2 separate regions of the Homo sapiens genome follow, and region 2 is linked to region 1. A link is a contact called in ENCODE Hi-C or POLR2A ChIA-PET data. All regions are on one chromosome and are shown on one strand. Each heading gives the region's core, a stretch centred on a gene start or an enhancer-like site at or near the end of the contact. The rest is flanking DNA. Distances are from core to core; before and after follow the strand shown. Region 1 has its middle 50 kb from the start of ELF4. Region 2 has its middle 25 kb from the start of BCORL1.

Evidence for each region. Hi-C counts contacts between places; a loop is a spot of excess contacts on that map. ChIA-PET counts read pairs that join two places held with the same protein, here RNA polymerase II (POLR2A). Pooled maps may share reads with other maps.
Region 2: a pooled map shows a loop between it and region 1 (9-fold over the local background). The contact joins two enhancer-like sites. A Hi-C loop is called at or near these places in 9 of 50 pooled maps. POLR2A ChIA-PET finds 5 or more read pairs at or near these places in 2 of 52 experiments (WTC11 and activated naive CD4-positive, alpha-beta T cell).

What each region holds. Positions count from the first base shown.
Region 1 is chrX:130,058,630-130,061,955 of GRCh38, reverse strand. No RefSeq gene overlaps it. Among named protein-coding and RNA genes, the nearest start is that of ELF4, 50 kb to the left of the region's middle. RefSeq lists silencers at 1,058-1,127, 1,148-1,447, 1,468-1,727. Within about 2 kb of position 1,360, at least 23 of the 41 ENCODE cell types and tissues checked have a DNase peak (open chromatin) inside an H3K27ac peak, as active enhancers do.
Region 2 is chrX:129,955,450-129,959,024 of GRCh38, reverse strand. No RefSeq gene overlaps it. Among named protein-coding and RNA genes, the nearest start is that of BCORL1, 25 kb to the left of the region's middle. Within about 2 kb of position 1,549, at least 24 of the 41 ENCODE cell types and tissues checked have a DNase peak (open chromatin) inside an H3K27ac peak, as active enhancers do.

The DNA of each region.
Region 1 (3,326 bases), core at 111-2,610:
CCTCTACCCCTAAAGCAACTTCCCTGTCCAGTTTCTTTCCTACTCCAAGTGTGAAACTAGCTAAACCAATTAACCTGTGCTGATACAGTTATGGGAGAGGGCTAGAGGAGAACCTCAGGAGACAGGTTCATTTTAACCAGAGTCATGTGGCAGTAAGTCTCTGCCTTTTCTTGGTTTAATGGAGTCAGGAGTCAAGAGATGACCCTCATCTCCCAGCAGCTGATATGTTACTCCCTCCTCTGGGTTCCCACAGCACTTTGTTTTCTTTATTTTTTTGAGATAGAGTCTCCCTCCGTTGCCCAGGCTGGAGCGCAGTGGTGCGATCTTGGGTCACTGCAGCCTCTGCCTCCCGAGTTCAAGCGGTTCTCCTGCCTCAGCCTCCCAAGTAGCTGTGACTACAGCTGCGTGCCACCACGCCCGGCTAATTTTTGTATTTTTAGTAGAGAACGGGTTTCACCATGTTAGCCAGGCTGGTCTCGAACTCTTGACCTCAAGTGATCCGCCCACCTCAGCCTCCCAAGGTGCTGGGATTACAGCCCTGAGCCACCTCACAGCACTTTGTAAATACCTCTTATGGTAGCACTTAGCACAGTACAGTTCTTTAATTACGTGTTTATGTAGGGTTCCCCGCCAATAGGCTGTGAGCTCCTCAAGGACAGGGACTGTGTGTTAGTCACTGATATATCCCTAGTGCCTAGCACACAGTAGGTTCTTAATAAATGCTTATTGAAAGAAGGAACTGGTCCTGATTTTAATTCTGAGACTTCTGCCCTATGCTATGGCAGGCAAGAGGAGAGGGAGGAGGACAATCCACACTTGGGAGCTAAGGCAGCTTTCTGCCCGCTCCTATAACACTGCAGGCGGCTACTTCCTTTGCCCCTGGAGTGTTAACAGACATCCCCGGATCACAGGGTCCATGAGGAGCCCAGGGCTGCTTGCCAGCTGTGCGTTGCTGTCACCAGGTGCCACGTGCAACTCCCGAACTCCCGCCCTTTGCTGCTGCCCGCTTCCAGGGACTGCCTCGCCACTATTTCCTCACCCCTGGGTGGGGCTGTGCGGTGGAAGTGTCAGCTCCGGTGGGTGGGGCGGGACAAGAAGTTATTCTGACGGTCACAGGCCTTTCTGATCCCATCTTGTACTCCAAAAGAGGCAGTTGCCTCCAGCTCTGAAGCCGCTGGACCTGGGGTGAGTGAGCTCCTTCCCCTCCCAGACTGAGGTCCCAGCCTCCGAGAACTTCGGGCCCCGGCGCGCCGGACGTGGAGGCCGACGTCCAGCAGGTGGCGCTGTCGAGCCAGCGATGGCGGGAGAGTGGCCCGGCGGGGCCCGGGAAGGGAGGGGCAGCCAGGGTTGGGCCTACCGTCCCTGGCGGAGGCGGCCGCGGCCGCGGCTGGCGTCTTCCGGTCCCCCGATCTTGCCCCTGCGCCTGCAACTGTCCCCGGATGGTTCTGGCCGCCACCAAAGCCCTCCGCTGCTCCGGAGCTTCGAACTTTCCCCTCGACCCCAGCCCCCTTCACTTTCCAGGGGGAATTTAGCCGGCCGCCGAATGCGCTCCCCCATTGGCCAGCCGCGCTCTGGCCCCGCCCCCGGCGCCCCCTCCCTCAGCCTCGCGGACCAGCAGGTGAGCACGCGGAGTCGCAGTCACCCGGCCTGCCCTCCCCTCCCCTCGCGCGCCGCCGCCTTCTACCGTGAAGCGGGAGAGCGATCGAGGCGCCCCAGACAGCCGTTTGCTAGCGGAGGGACCTGACCGTCCGCCGCACGAGCCCGGCTCCCAAGGACCGGCGCGGGGCCTAAAGACGTCGCCCCCAGAGGCCGGACGCTGCGGCTCGGCCGACCCCCGCGCGGTGGCAGCCGGAGCGCTAGGGAAACGAGTGGAGCCCCGGCCCGGATCCTGCTGCGGGATCCAGAAGGCCCGAGCACTTCGCGTCCCCCTGCCCAGCAGTTGAGCAGACGCCCCTGGGGCGGACCCCACCCTTCCCAAACACACACACACTGGTCTTTGCATGGGCAGGACACAGTTAAACACCCACCAGGCCTCCCGGTTATTGGGTTAGAGTATGGACCGAGCAGGAGTTTACTGCCCCATTCACCACCGCCCCCAACCCCACCTACCCCAAATAGGGATGCGGAGACTATCCCTCCTCCCACCAAGACTTGAACAGAGCCTCTCTTTCAAGCCCAAAGAGCGTTCTGATAAGACCCTCATTAACCATAGGTTCGTGAGCTCGGCATGAAGGAGGAACTAATTTTGGCTAAACAGATCTTTATGGTCCTCAGTGTGATGCTCTGTCAGTAGGTGGGTACATTGGCCTCCATTTGGCTGATGGAGCAATTAAGGCTGGGAAAGATTAGGTTCTCGCCCAAGGTCAGCCTAGGTAGTTAGGAGTGGTGCTGGCTCTTTCCTCTACACCATACTAAAAGGACTGGGAGATCATTTAATAAGAGGCCACCAAGCCATCCTCACCCCAATCCTGACCGGGGATGTAGATTTAATGCCACGGCCCATACTTCCTGCCTTGATCTTTCCAACCTGGCAGAAGGGCAGTGGGACTCCAGGTAAGCCGTGGGCAAAGAACCCCAAAAGCAATAAAACAATCTGCTGTTTGGTTTTGCTTTTAACTCCCCTTGTATCCAAGCCTTTGCTCAGATTGTCCTCTCAGTTCAAACACTCTTCCCTGCCACCTCTAATTCCTGCATTTCTACTTTTTAAAGTATCAACTAGGCATCACCTCTTCTAGGATGTGTTCCCAGGGCCCTTGCCCATGCTTCTGAGCTCCCATAGCATCCTGGGACTAGTTGAATTCTTATACTCACCACATGGCTTTATAACCTATCAACATGTCAGATTTCTTGACTTAACTGCAAGTTCCAAGCACAGGATCGACCTGAATTCAGAACCACTGTGGGCTTGTTTGGGAATCTGACAAAGGTGGCTATTGCATAGGGCCTTGGGATCAGAAAGTGGGGAGAGGACGGCCAATGAGGAAGATTAATGCTATGGTTCAAAGAGGATGATGCTTGGACCTGGGTCGAGCCAAGCTTCTGAGGCTTGAGCAAAGACAGCAGCTTAGAGTTCACTCCTGAGGACGGCTGGACTCCAGCCAGCCAGACGCACAGATCCCTTCGCCTCTACACTCTCTAACAGGGCTCTCCAGACTCGAAAGCCACAGTGAGAAGCCCTAAGAGAATAGAGCTTCAAAGGGCCTCATCCCAGGCCTCTCGAACATCCTCTTCCTCTCAGTCACTGGTGCATTCTGGAACCAGCAATCACAAGAATCATAGCTTCTACCACTGTTTTTCAGAAGTGGGAGGAAAAACTGCAAAATCCA
Region 2 (3,575 bases), core at 300-2,799, 100 kb after region 1:
CTTGGCATCATGTAACATCTGTTCACTTTCCAAGGAGTGACACCCCGACTGTGGCATGATGGTATTTTGTGTATTTGTGTGTTTATGTGAACGTGAGAACATCTGTGGGCACATGTTTAAGTTGCATCACAGGATATTAGCGCTGAACGAGGTCCTGAAGGTCATCCTGTTGGATCCCCTTCCATTTCTAGTACATGTATTCAATATCTCTTTTGTAAGCAAGGATCTGTGCAGGGAGGTCTACAGATAAATAAGGCATAGTCTCTGCCCTCCAGGAGCTCCCCATCTATGGGGGAGAGAAACATGTCAACAAATAATTACAATACAATGTGATAATAGAGGTATAAATCCTAATCTATGGGAGCGCAGGGGAAAGCCCAATTAATTCTGCCTGGGAATGTCTGTGATGGCCATGACAGTCTCACTTTACAATCATTACATTCATTCTACAGCCAATGAGTTTTCATCTACAGTTTTCCACCTCCAAAATATTCTTCCTAGTTCTTCACTCCCCACCACCTCCTCTCAGCAAATCTAGGAAGATGCAATGAGTCGACTACATCAAGGAGAACTTGGAAACCTCTAGTGAGCGGGAAGGGAAAAGTCCCTGGCTGGGAGTGTGAAGCTATAGAATGAGTATGTCCACCCAAACGGCTAGTCTGCACAAGCCGAAAAGGATTGGCCAGATGGCATACTGGGATCAAAATGGCCCACTGGGATCAACCATGACCCACACTCCTTTCAGCTACTGGCCAGCGAGAGGCTCGTGTGGGGACAGTTGAGGTTGCTTGGGTCAGTGGTTTAGCTAACGCTGAGGTAGGGTGGGGACTGAGAGGGAAGCCAAGGGAAGTGAGAGTCCACTCCTTCCTGCCTGGCCAAAGGGGTGTGCGAATGGAGATCACTTTCAACAGGGCATGCCCTTTGTGTTCTCTGCACTAGGAATGGGGCTCCCTTGCCCGGTGCCCCTGGTGAGCAGCAGCGCAGGTCTGTGAGATAGTGCTGAGGGTAATGGGGCAGCCTAAGTCAATGTGGAGGGCAGATTAGAGCAAAGCTAACTGGCAGTGGGAAGGAGAGCCAGTAAGTCCGGACTCCGCCATAGGTTCTAACCACTGCCCTATCCGCCCAGGAATTGGCCGTGGGAGACAAATCTCCAGCCCCCCAACCTCCACCCCAATCTAGCGTCCTTCCCCCTCTCGGCGGGCAGAAGACAACGCCCCCTCGGGGACTACCACCCCACCAGGGCGGGAGCACTCCCTCCTCCTCCCACCCCTCGATCCATAAAGCCAGGAGATGCTACCGCGAAGGGAACCCTGGGAGTGTGCCTTGAATGACCCCCAAACACATCTGGATTTTCGGAGTTCAGGCCAGCCCCCGAAACGGACCCCAGGGAAGTCCGCCAGAGGGAGGGAGCGGGGGAAGGGAGAGGCAGCACGGAGTTCAGGGCCTGTCTTTTAGGACTCCCGGCCCCACGACTAGGACCGTCCCAAACTTCCTGTTTCTTCCGGCCGCTCTGACCCCGGGGCTGCGGCTCCGAGATAGCTCAGGGCCTGGAAGTGCATGCTGGGTAAGCGCAGACGGACGGAGTAGGCGAGCTGCTCGCTGTCGCCGCGGCGCAGGGCCGGTGTGGGCGCGCGCGCTCGGCTTCCTTCCCCGGCGGTCACGCTTTGCATGTGGGATGGGCAGCGGGCAGGTGGCAAGGAGGCCCCCACGCCGAGGGCTCGGGGAGGAGCCGGGGCCTGGGCAGGGGCGGAGGGGGAGGGGGAGGAGGCGGCCCGAGGGGCGGGGGCGGGGGCCGGGAGTTGCTGCATTTTAAAGGGAAGCGGAGTTGCCTTCGTCGGAGGCCGAAGTTCGAGCCGGCCTCGCCGCGTCGAGTGCAGGAAATCCTGGAGGGGCAGCGCAGCCTGCTCGGCCCCCGGCCCAGACCCGAGCTCTCGCGCCCCGCTGAAGCCCCAGGGGATAGTTGAGGACGAGTAGAAGGAAGTCCTTCTTTACTCAGACTAGAGAAAACTTAAGGAAACTGTTAACCCCCTCCCCAAAGGGGGTCCAGGTTTGGGATTTTTTTTTTTAAGTGCAGGCAAATGCTCGACTCCAGGGAGAAACTAAAGCGATCCCAATCGTTGAGGGGTGCAGGTCGGAAAGGACAGCCCATTCCTCAGTACCTGGTCCTTAAGATCGGCTGCATAAGGTTGCGGGGGTGGGGGGGAGGTGGGGAGGGAACCCATTGCTGCTACTTAGCTCCCGCTTCAACGTTAGAGAGGAGAAGCTTTGGAAAGATGGTTAAATCCAGGAAGGTGGTTAAATCCGAATAGAGGTTTAACCCCTACCTTTTCCCGCACCTTCCTTTGGGGCCACACCCCTTGCGCGAAACCCCATCTCGCTTCCACTCCTTCCATCTCTCATTATTCCGTACTCTTCAGCTCTGCCACATGTTTGCGTTGTATCTTAAGGAAATTGGTCTTATGCCCTCGCATGGGGGTTGATGTTAGACATAGGACCAGGCGAGATGGGAGATAGAGCACACAGCACACTCGGGCCCACTTCAGAGATTACTGCCCCCATTCTGAAGATGAAAGAAACCGAGGCTGCCCAGAGAGCCCAATATTTTGCTGAGCTCACACAGGGAGTTAGGAATAGAGGTTTAAAACAGTTTGAGGCCAGGCGCGGTGGCTCACGCCTGTCATCACAACACTGGCAGGCGGAGGCGAGAGGATTGCTTGAGGCTAGGAGTTCGAGACTGCCCTGGCCAACATAGCAAGACCCTATCTAAAAAAAATGGTAACAAAACACAGCTTGGGAATGGGAGCAGGGTTGATGCTTAAGACTCAATTAAGCAACCGTGTCCCTCACCAAGTCTCTTCAGACCCCCACCCCACTAGCTGAGTGCTACTTTAGCAAGCCTCCATTATTCTCTCTGATGGCACACTGCCCTAGGGCTATTTGACTGTGTTTTCATCACCTGTGCTAGATTAGGAGTACCTCAATGATGGAGATAGGGTCTCAATATTTATCATCTCACCTCAGTGTCTACTAAAGTGCCCGGCACATAGAAGACAATAAATGTTTCTTTGTTGAATGATAGAAATTAGGAATCCAGACTTCCAGCCATTTTCTTTTCTCCTTCCTTCCTTCTTTCCTTCCTTCCTCCTCTCTTTCTTTCTTTCTTTTCCTTTTTTTCTTTCTTGTCTTTCCTTTCTTGTCTTTTTCTTTCTTTCTTTCCACAGGGTCTCTTGCTCTGTTGCTCAGGCTACAGTGCATTGGAGCGATCATGGCTTACTGCAGCCTTGACCTCCTGGGCTCAAGCGATCCCTCCACCTCAACCTCATAAGTAGCTGGGACCATAGGTGCGCGCCACCATGTCCAGCTAATTCTCAAAAACATGTTTTTTGTAGAGACAAGTTCTCTCTGTTGCCCAGGCTGGTCTCAAGCTCCTAGGCTCAAGTGATCCTCATGCCTCAGGTCTCCCAAAGTGCTGGGATTACAGGTGTGAGCCACCATGCCCGTTCATCCCTTTTTCAAGTCAAGTGCTGCCTTATCTACCCATCCACCTACACACCTGGCTTAGAAGCACCCCATTC